Linked DNA regions of Mus musculus: all the other regions are linked to region 4. Evidence: chromatin loops called from intact Hi-C (ENCODE). Cell type or tissue: heart. All regions are shown on one strand.

The links. Peaks named below come from ENCODE experiments on the same cell type or tissue, not always from the same donor. Only the 100,000 strongest peaks of a DNase experiment are listed, where the experiment ranks them.
Region 1: a loop joins it to region 4, with 4 times the contacts of the local background. A loop is called at or near these places in 7 of 42 quality-filtered maps.
Region 2: it touches region 4 in a loop (6-fold over the local background); 2 of 42 quality-filtered maps call a loop at or near these places.
Region 3: it touches region 4 in a loop (9-fold over the local background); 39 of 42 quality-filtered maps call a loop at or near these places.

Annotation. Positions count from the first base shown.
Region 1 is chr2:90,624,281-90,626,780 of GRCm38, reverse strand. It overlaps Gm39870 (a long non-coding RNA gene), which reads right to left and starts at 2,208. Exons shown (of 3, transcript XR_866517.1): 1 at 2,131-2,208; 2 at 458-541. In heart, a CTCF peak has its summit at 1,533; no DNase peak of the experiment used is centred here.
Region 2 is chr2:90,744,322-90,746,821 of GRCm38, reverse strand. It overlaps Fnbp4 (formin binding protein 4), which reads right to left and starts at 1,264. Exons shown (of 17, transcript NM_018828.3): 1 at 996-1,264; 2 at 34-126. The coding sequence starts at 1,224. In heart, CTCF peaks have their summits at 1,054 and 1,258; a DNase peak (open chromatin) is centred at 1,431; H3K4me3 peaks cover 2,393 bases; H3K27ac peaks cover 2,500 bases.
Region 3 is chr2:90,473,829-90,476,328 of GRCm38, reverse strand. Ptprj (protein tyrosine phosphatase, receptor type, J) reads left to right here. Exons shown (of 24, transcript NM_008982.6): 2 at 1,340-1,358. Among named protein-coding and RNA genes, the nearest start is that of Olfr1274, 74 kb to the right of the region's middle. In heart, a CTCF peak has its summit at 1,406 (motif pointing left); a DNase peak (open chromatin) is centred at 1,318; H3K4me3 peaks cover 459 bases; H3K27ac peaks cover 516 bases.
Region 4 is chr2:90,677,279-90,679,778 of GRCm38, reverse strand. Nup160 (nucleoporin 160) reads right to left here. Exons shown (of 37, transcript NM_021512.2): 1 at 2,309-2,500; 2 at 271-765; 3 at 1-7. The coding sequence starts at 370. Among named protein-coding and RNA genes, the nearest start is that of Nup160, 1.3 kb to the right of the region's middle. In heart, CTCF peaks have their summits at 225 and 1,339 (motif pointing right); a DNase peak (open chromatin) is centred at 428; H3K4me3 peaks cover 1,315 bases; H3K27ac peaks cover 1,132 bases.

The DNA.
Region 1 (2,500 bases), 53 kb after region 4:
GTCAGTGATTTAGATCCATTGAAGATCAGAATCAAATAACACAAGGGCTCCTTTCCTGCCTCCCTGCTTCTGGCTAGAGCAAAGAGCAGCCTCAGTAGATGAATATTGACAGGGAAACCCACACTGCTTCGTTTCTCTTCTATTACGGAATGGCACGGGGCTGAGGACTGCATATGCATCTTAGCTCAGTGGATGCAAGCATTTGAACCCGTCTGGATATCCAGCATCCACCTAAAAAGCTGGACAGAAAGGTGTAATTTTTTTTTTTTTTTTTTTTTTTTTTTTTTTTTTTTTTTTGGTTTTCAAGACAGGGTTTCTCTGTGCAGTCCTGGCTGTCCTGGAACTCACTCTGTAGACCAGGCTGGCCTCGAACTCAGAAATCCACCTGCCTCTGCCTCCCAAGTGCTGGGATTACAGGCATGAGCCACCACTGCCTGGTGAAACGTGTATTTCTTACCTGGGGAGATGAGGCCAGGCAAATCCCCGAGCTCCTTGGCCATCCACTCTGGCTAAGTTGGTTAGCTCCAGCTTCAGTGAGACCCTGTCTCAGAAAATAAGGAGAAGAACAATAGAGGAAGACATCCAGTGTTGGCCTCTGGCTTCCACACGCAGACAGACACAGGTGAACACACACCCAATGCACATATACATAAGTGTATACATATGCTCTCCCCCTGAGAATCAAGCAACACTTTACCTTAATAAAAAGTCCTAGGAGTGAGACTATTGCCTGCCTTAAAAACGTCTCAAGATGTTTATTTACATACATAAACACACACATATAATAATTTTCTATATCGTTAGTGTACTTTTTTGGGGGTAAACACATGCTGTTTTGTTAATTCGAAAACAACTAAACTTTTGTGGTATGACTGCCAAAAATGTACAGCCTGATTATAGTCATTAGGAAAACATCCAATAAACTGAAACGGAGCAACAATCTGCAAAATCCCTCATTTCACTTCTATAGGACAACAGTAGTAGCAACAGCAGCAGCAGCAGCAGCAGCAACAACAACAACCTAATAGCTCAAAAGACAAAGAAAAACACCAGATTTAATATAAGGTTTTCTTCTGCTGCAAAGGGATTATGGAGAAAATTTGAGAAATTTGGATAAAGTTTCACAATTGAATAATAATGTGGTCTCACTATCAATAAAGTAGATAATATAATTTACTCTTGAATGACTCAGAACAAATGTATTTGGAGTGTGTGTAGCAGAAAAGGAAGGTGTGGGGAGGGAGGAAAGAGGGAACATGATAAACCAACCAGTAACTGTTACAAGTTGGGGAGTCTGGGTGAAGAACTTACTGTAATTCTCATTTTTTTTTTCAGTTTTAAGTCTGCAATTGTGTTAAAGTAAATTAAAACCCACAAACTTTAAAATGTCCCCAAATGAATAGGATAGGCACAAATTTTAAATATAAAAATAAGACACGTTGATCATTTGTTTTTTCCTCATTTGCTCTGTCAAACTAGCTCACAGTGCTGGGTTGTTACTGTTTTCACAAACATGATTTAAGGCTATAACAAACACTGGTCCAGCACTCGATAGAGGGCGCTGTAACATTGCAAAGCCTAAGCCACAGCTCCTGTGCTTAATGTGGATTCTGAGGTGTTGACCAGTAGGATGGGGGCGGGGGGGGGGGGTTGAGAGTCTCACAACTGAACTGTATCCACAACTCATTTTACAAATGAGCCCACTGAGATGCAGAGAAGGAAACATGTCGCTCAAAGCCACAGTAACAAGCATCCTCCTCCTCTAGACCTTGAGAGCATAGCTGGCGTTTCTCCAAGGTTTCCCTAGGTTCCTAACCCGTACTAAATGCTTTGAGTGCAAGACCCTTTTAATCATTTGCCTACACCCATTTTGAATTCTGAGTTGAGATCCAGTAACTCAGGACCTTGTTGGGTGTCATAATAAACCAAAAATCAAACAAAAAAAAGAAAGAAAGAAGGAAAGAAAGAAAGGAAGGAAGGAAGGAAGGAAGGAAGGAAGAAAGAAAGAAAGAAAGAAAGAAAGAAAGAAAGAAAGAAAGAAAGAAAGAAAAGAAATCCTGGCTCTTCCTACAGCTAACTTGGCATTCCATGCCACAGTTCTGCCTGGGCGTTTACTCTGAAAGAACTCACCATATAAAGGGGAGGCAGAACACAGCCATCAGAGTGCCAGGGAACTGAGACTCTCCTGCTGCACACGCTTGCTGGCAAGGAACCAGAAGCCCGGGGAAGGAAGGTTGTTGGGACTCTGGGAGGAAGGAAGGAGGGAGCAAGGTGCAGCCAGGCAGTTAAGAGGCCCATGAAATCTGGAAAGCTGGGCCAGGGAGATGGCTCAGGGGGTAAAAGCTGCTTGCTGCCAAGCCTGACAACCCCGAGTTCCATCCCTGGGACACACATGATAGAGGGAGAGAGTCAGCTCCCACAAGTTATACTTTCCCTCCATGCTTACACTATGGCATTGTGTGCGCGGGTGCATGCACACATGTACATGCATACATGTGCA
Region 2 (2,500 bases), 67 kb before region 4:
GGGAAAGGCAAAAACAACAACAAAAATCTCTACCTGTTGCCTTGACGGCTGTCGGTCTGGTGGTCATGACTGGTGTTGGAGGGTTCTGAACAACGTTGGGGACCTCCACCACCACTTCTTGTTCATCTGTATTTGGAATGCACAAAAGGAAGCTGCAGTCAGTCAGTGGGCCAGGGTCCAAAGCTTGACCTTCAGCCTGAATCAACTTATAAAACCAGCGTGTATCACTGATGCAAACTAAGAAGACAAAAAACAAGCTGATCTACCCTTCCATTCATTTAGTGGTAGCGACAGTAAGAACGTGAACACTATGAAAATGGCACCTGCAATACTTAACAATTAACATGCATAAATACTTCTGCACGTTTCCACACGTTATGTACATCCTATTAATCTGATTCTTAATGTTTGATACAGTATAGCTTCTCCGGCATCTACTCCATGCAATTGTTACCCTAAACCCAAACACAATTCCAGAAAAGCCCACACACAGGTTTTGTCACTTTCCCTTAAGTCTGGGGTTACCGATGCTTTGTCTAGCATAAGAAAAAAATATGGGTTTGTTCACTTCTAAAGAGTGGTGTCTCCATTTCAACAAAAACGAAACCAAGCGTGACAAGTAGAGAAGGCCAGGTTCAACCGCCTCAAGGCTCGCACGTGGAAATTGCCCTCCACCTTCTGCGTTATTAAGATCGAAGGGAGTCATCTAGGAGACATTTGGGGTCCCAAGCCTCGGTGGACGGCACAGGTTCCGGGGAGAAACCCCTGCACCGCAAAGGCGCCTCAGATGAGTCCGGGCCCGGCCTTCCGCCTCCCAGAGTCCCCGACCGCCGTCCCGCGGGCCCCAGATCGCTGGCAGCCGAGGTGTACCTCGCCCGCCAGGGTTTCTCTTCTTCACCGGGTCCGAAGAGACACCCGGGAACCTAGGCCGCAAGCCCCGTGCTCGAGTTTCAGACGTCCCAAATAAAAGCAGGGCTCCTCTCGCGCGCCCTTACCTTCTGAAGGCGAGTCCTCTGGGGCAGCGGAGGCAGGCACCGCGGGCGACGTCGCGGCCGCCGCCGTCGCTGCTGCCGGCGCTGACTGGCTTGTCGCCGCCGCAGTCGAATCTGCCTCGGGATCCGGATCGGGGTCGGGATCCCGGCCCGGGGTGCTGCTCCGAGGACCCGGTGGAGAGAGCTGCAGGATAGGCCTGCGGCCGGGTACCGCCCGGGACTTCTTCCCCATCATGAGCCGGAGCGCGAGCAGCGAACGACGGCAGATTAGTGGGGCGGGCGCACAGCGCCCCGGTGCGTAATCAATATTCATGAACCGTGGCACCGCCTCCCGAGGAGATCCGCTTTTAACCGGCGCGGTGCACTTGCGCATGCGGCCTGCGCCCCGGTGCTTTTACGCACGTTCCGCTCCATCCATGGTGGGTGGGCTTTGTTCAGGGAAAAGGCGATTGGCTGTTTTGACTTGAGACGGACTCGGTAGCCAATAGCAAAGGGAAAAGACAGGACTTCGCGCCAATAGTGCGGAAGGGCCCGCGGTGTGTGCGACTTCCTTAGACTGGGGTTGCACCATGCGCTGTTAGCCAAGTCTTTTCTTTAGGGCTTTGTCCGCCATCTTGTAGCTATTTTCAGCTGCTTATTGCTGTTTGTCTTTGAGGAAGATAAAGATACATTGCACCCTTCTGCAAGTTCTCTTGGTTATTGTAGCTTCTTTGGGGTATAGTATTAAACAATGATGATGCTGGGTGTTTATACATCGGTAGGCTTTTTCTGTTTTGTTTTGGTTTTGTTTTTGATTTTCGAGACAGGGTTTCTCTGTGTAGCCCTGGTTGTCCTGGAACTCACTTTGTAGACCAGGCTGGCCTGGAACTCAGAAATCCGCCTGCCTCTGCTTCCCAAGTGATGGGTTTACGGTAGGCTCTCTCCCCACTTTCTTGCTCCAGCCCCGCTCGCCCCAACCCAAAGGTTTATTTATTTATTAAATGTAAGTAAACTGTAGCTGTGATACACAAGAGGGTATCAGATCTCATTACAGATGGTTGTGAGCCACCATGTAGTTGCTCGGATTTGAACTCAGGACCTTTGGAAGAGCAGTCAGTGCTCTTAACCGCTGAGCCATTTCTCCAGCCCCAGTAGGCTCTTTAAAACGAAATACGACGTGATTAGTAGGGAAAATGACTGGACCTTGGAAACAGTCAAACTGTTCATATGGGATACCGAAGCCTTACCTCATCCTACTTCTGTAAACACTACTTTTTTGCCCTACCTCCAACTCCTCCACCTTGAGGCTGAGCTCTTTACATTTTGAGTCTTCCTTGTTCCCCATTCCTAGAGTCAGGTGACATCCTGAGTCATTAATGTTCTCCCCAGAGATAGTTACCACGCAAGATAATGCTGATTTTCTCCAGGACCCACTCCTTCCACCCATCCCTGATTGCTTCTAGACTAATGACAGCAGGCCAGAAGATGAGAAATAATGCCTAAAGATGGTGCACTGTACTCCTGGAGAG
Region 3 (2,500 bases), 200 kb after region 4:
AGAGGGCAGGATGGTTTCAGGTGGTCCTTAGATGAATGGATTCCAGGAGGGGCAACGCTGTATTGATACCAAGGCGGGTACTATGGGCAGGTGCCAGAAGCCACCATCCTAAAGAGTGATGGTTTTGTAGTTGAACTGGGCAAAATACACTTGCTTCCTTGTGCTGGCATGGCCTCTTGTGTTCTCCCCCTCCCCTTGGGTCCATCCTAGACTGTGTTGTTGACATATTGCCTGGCTCAGATGAGCTAAGAAAGGTTAAGCTTGAGAGAGGAGATGGTAGAAAGTTTTGGGGGACCTTGGGGATTCCGTTCCATCTCAGCTAATTGGTTCTTTTCTGTGACACTTATTGAGCACCTACTGTATGCACAGTGTTTCTGCTCCTGTGGAGGAAACAGTGGTGAAGGAGTGAGGGTGGTTTAGTTTTCCTGGCTGGTTATAGAAGAGACTTCTGAAGGGGTGGCCTTTTTGGGCAGGCCCTAGAAAATAAGTTTTGGGGCACTGATTTTGCAAGAGGGAATATATGTTTAAATGTCCTAAGGGGAAATCAGCTTCAAGAATACGAGTGTCACCAAGACTAGAGGAGCCTGCTGGGTACTTAAGGGTGGATTTTTAATCTGAGGGCAGTAGGGAATTGTGGGGCATTTTCCCTTCTTTTGGTTATTTTCTTTTTCTCAGTCACCATACTTTGGAAATTCCAATTACCAAAAGCATGTATTTAAGAGACAATGGGATTTGCGACCTTGAATTACATTAGGCTTTGGGGAAATAATGTATGGTATGGATGATAGTGAGAACCGCCGAAGGGACTCCCTGGCTCCCAAACGAAAGACTAACATTGCCAACTAAATCTGTAAGGCCTCACATTCTGCTCCTTCCCAAAGCTATATACCAGATAATTAGAAACTGATTGCCCTCTACTGATAGACTAAAGAAGGTTACTATTGTATAGTGAGAGATTACAAACCTATTGACTGCACTTCAGCCATGGCTTTAACAGTAGGCTGGCCCTGGACATGGCTAAAGGGAAGAGCTTGTGGCCTGCATTTCCTTTTGTATTCTCTGTAAGGCAGTTCACCTCCCAGGGGCAGGAGGGAGCACTGGCTTGCGGAGCTGTGAAAAACACTGGGTTTATGTAGTCAGCAGCCCCATGGCCTCAGTGAACCCAGTTAATCTTTTGTATAGTTGACTTGCTCTTTCCCTGTATTTACAGCCCCAGGACGCCCTCTCCATGGCCGTCTGCCTCCCGTGCACTCGATACCCACCCCCAACTGCTCTGCTTCTGATTTGCATTTTCACGGTTGAATGGATCTGCTGACTTCCCTTTTCTTTTCCGTTACAGGTCCTGTGCGCAGGTGCGGGTGAGTACCTTGCTCCTTTCCATTCTTGTGTTGTTTGCTACTGCCCCCTAGTGGACACAGTTGCATTAATGGCTAACATGGGGGGAAAAAATCACAGGAAAAAAAGATAACAAGAATCCACTTATGGGGTTGGAGAGATGGCTCAGTGGTTAAGAGCACTAGCCTCTCTTCCAGGGGACCTGAGTTCGATTCCCAGCGGTGGCTCACAACTGTCTGTAACTCAAGTTCCAGAGGGTCTGGCATCCTTGCACAGACATGCAGGCAGAACATCAATGCATATAGAAACATAACAACCCCCCCAAAATACAATGAAGATAGAAACTGTAAGTGAAAGGAGCATTCAGTTAGTTGTTTAACCACAACTATAAAAATTCTTTGTTTTCTCAACTGAATGACGGTGATATAGCACTGTATTCCCAGTTCCTCGGGAGTCTACGTCAGCAGATTCTTTTGAGCTAGGGAGTTTGGGGGCTTCCTGGGGGACATAGTTAAACCACCAGCTCATAAAATCATTGGATTTCTTGTGATTTTCTTTCACCAGCCCACACCCATGTGTGAGATAAATATACTGAAACTGTAATACTGAATATTTCTATTTTATGTGATATGTATTATTTTGCAAGCACTTTCTTATGTTGCTGTTTTACTACACTTACAATATGGTGTTGTGGGATTATAGAAATTCTTGGAAAGCAGAGATAGCCTCCTATATTTTTTGATTTTGCGTGTCAGCCTGGGAGTGAGTCTATAGCTCATGGTTGCGTACTTGCCCGATACATATGAAGTTCTGGCATCCTTTGAAAGGTAAGTTATACAAAGTTCCTTTCCTCTTGGCCCTCCAGTGCTGTGTGGAGGCCTGAGTCCCAGTTGGAGCTGGGTACTTTTCCTGGTCTGTAGGAAGACAAGATAAATACAGATGCCTGCCTAATATTATGGTGACGATGGTTTATATAGCTAAATACATCCAGCTGAAAGCACTGTTCTGGGATCAAGACCTTACTGTTTCTGTAGGAGGATAATAGTAGTTACTACTTTAAAAAAAGGTATATTTTTGGGAAAAAAATGGTAGCATTTTTTGCCCCTAAAATTCAGGACTTTTTTTTTCTTTTCCAGCAAAGCCAAACCGAACCAAACCAACCAAC
Region 4 (2,500 bases):
GCAGTCCCTACAAAATGAATGTGGTGGGCTTGCATGCGCGGTTCTCTGGGGGATGACAGGCACTGAAGAGTGCCGAGGAGCAGAGTGCAAGGGACTGACAGTGCATACAATAGTGAGTGGAAAAGGGAGGAAGAAGTCAGGCACAGGACAAGATGTGATGATGCACAGGCTTCAGGCATGTGGACTTGGATCCACCAGGGGAGACCAAAGGCCTACTTGGGGAGCCCGAGGGAAAGCAGTGGCTCCCATTCTCCCAAGCCCTTTCCGTACCAATGTCGCAGACTGTGAATTCCCGAAAGTGCCTGGGCCTTTCGCGTTCAGCTCCGCTCAGTTCCACGAAGCTCCGTTCCAGGGATCCCGCCGCCGCCATCTTCCCGCCGTCGCCGTGAGGCCTGACGGGACAAGGGCGGGTCACGTCGGCTCGTCACTTCCGGGGGTGTGGCGCGAGGCGGGGATATGTGTGTGCGCGATTTTGGCTGCCTGAGGACCGCGGGTCGGAGGCTCATCTGCGGCTTTTCACCGCGAGAATGAGGCTGAGGCGGGAAGAAGATGCCTTGACTCGCGGTCACTTCGGAGCGGCCGGAGACGGGCGGCGGCTGCGGCGGCGGCGCCCTTTTCCCGACGGCCTCGAGCAGGGGCGGGGCTGTGCGTGTTTTCATTTTGAAAAGCGGGCGCGGGCGGGGAAGAGGCCTGACGGGCACACTCCCAGCTTGCGGGAACCTTCCCCTCCGTTAGAGCGTTGGCGTGTAAGTTGTTATCCAGCCTCTTCATCGTTCAGCGAAACAAGGAGGAAAAGTAAAAGGAAGGAGGGATTCTTTGTGTTGGCATTTTTGCGAAACTTTTTCTTTACACACCCGCATACACATGTATGTGTTGAGATGTCAGCTCAGGTTGGCCTCGAACTCTGATCCTCCCGCCCCAGCCTCCGGAGTACTAGGATTACAGACACTTGCCACTCTGAGCGACACGGGTCGGATGCGTTGAATTAAATATTAATGCCCCAACCTTCTTGAAGTTATCGAAAATACAGTACAGTTTGCAAACGTGCAAGGAATTGTTTGTGAATTTCTTTCTGGGATCGGTCAGTATTCTCTGGAGGTTGAAGATTGATCATTCAGAGCCAGTTTGGGGCTACATAGTGAGACTTTGTAAATGAATGAGTAAATAAATTAAACTACAACTTCAGGCTTACAGCTGAACATGTTCGTTGGCAACTCCATCAGAATCACAACATTGCGAAGTTCCATAATTCTGCCCCAGCAATTGCATTTCCCTTGACCATTTATTGCCTTAATGACTATTTCGTGATTGTCACTGCCCACACCTCTCTTCAGATGCACCAGAAGAGGGCGCTAGATTTCATTACGGATGGTTGTGAGCCACCATGTGGTTGCTGGGATTTGAACTCAGGACCTTGGGAAGAGCAGTCGGTGCTCTTAACCGCTGAGCCATGTCTCCAGCCCTCACCCCCACTCATTCTTAGCTTACTCTGAAGTCGGCCGAGTGGGCATAGTGGCACACTGACAGCAGCTTTTGGAAGCAAGTAGATCAGGAGTTCAAGATTATCCTCCAATTTATGTCAAGATCAAGGCCAGCCTGAGGCTGCCTAAAACCCTGGCTCAAATCAAACAAAAAGCAGCTTTTAATCCCAGCACTCAGGAGGCAGAGGTAGGTGGGTTTCTGTGAGTTAAAGGCCAGCCTGCATTACAGAGTGAGTTCCAGGACAACCAGGGCAACAGAAACTGTCTTGACGTCCCCATTCCTCACAAAAGAAGACAACTTGCCCTGCAACCATATTTTCCTACCAGCAATTATAGCCTTATGCTTCTGTTTCTGTACATTGAACTGTGTCTGAACTTATAGAGAGACACCCTCCCTACCTTGACCTTCGGTCTATTCCTCATTTTAGCATCTTTAATTTTTCCATTTTTACTAAATTACTCCTCTAAATCTCACTAAGATAAAGTCTCCCCTAGAGCCCTGCTAACCCCTGTCCTTCTGTACTTGGCAAAAAGGGAGTTATGTCTGCACTCAGTGGATGCATCTCAGTGGATCAAGATGAAGCCTAAGGTCCTGGTCCCTTGCTTCCATCTAGGTCCATCCTGGTCAATTTCAGTTCAGTTTTCTCTGCCTAATCCTGCTTTCTTCACTCCCCTAGCAATGCTGTTCTGTGAGCACACTGTGTGCTCCTTCCTGTGTGTAAATCTCTGCTTCAGAGACTTTTTTTTTGAGAGGGAAGCTCACACACACACACACACACACACACACACACACACACAATTTAAAAAATATTTTTTTAAAAGATTACCTGTTGTGCGGCTTGGTGGCACACATCTTGAACCCCAGCACACAGGAGGCAAATGCAGGTAGATCTCTGAATTTAAGGCCAGCCTGGTCTAGGTGAATGAGATATGTTTTGGGGAACTTGTTGTTAGTGTCATTTCCCCCACATATTCAAAATCTCTATCAAGGCAGAAAGAATGCAAGATGAACGGGAAGG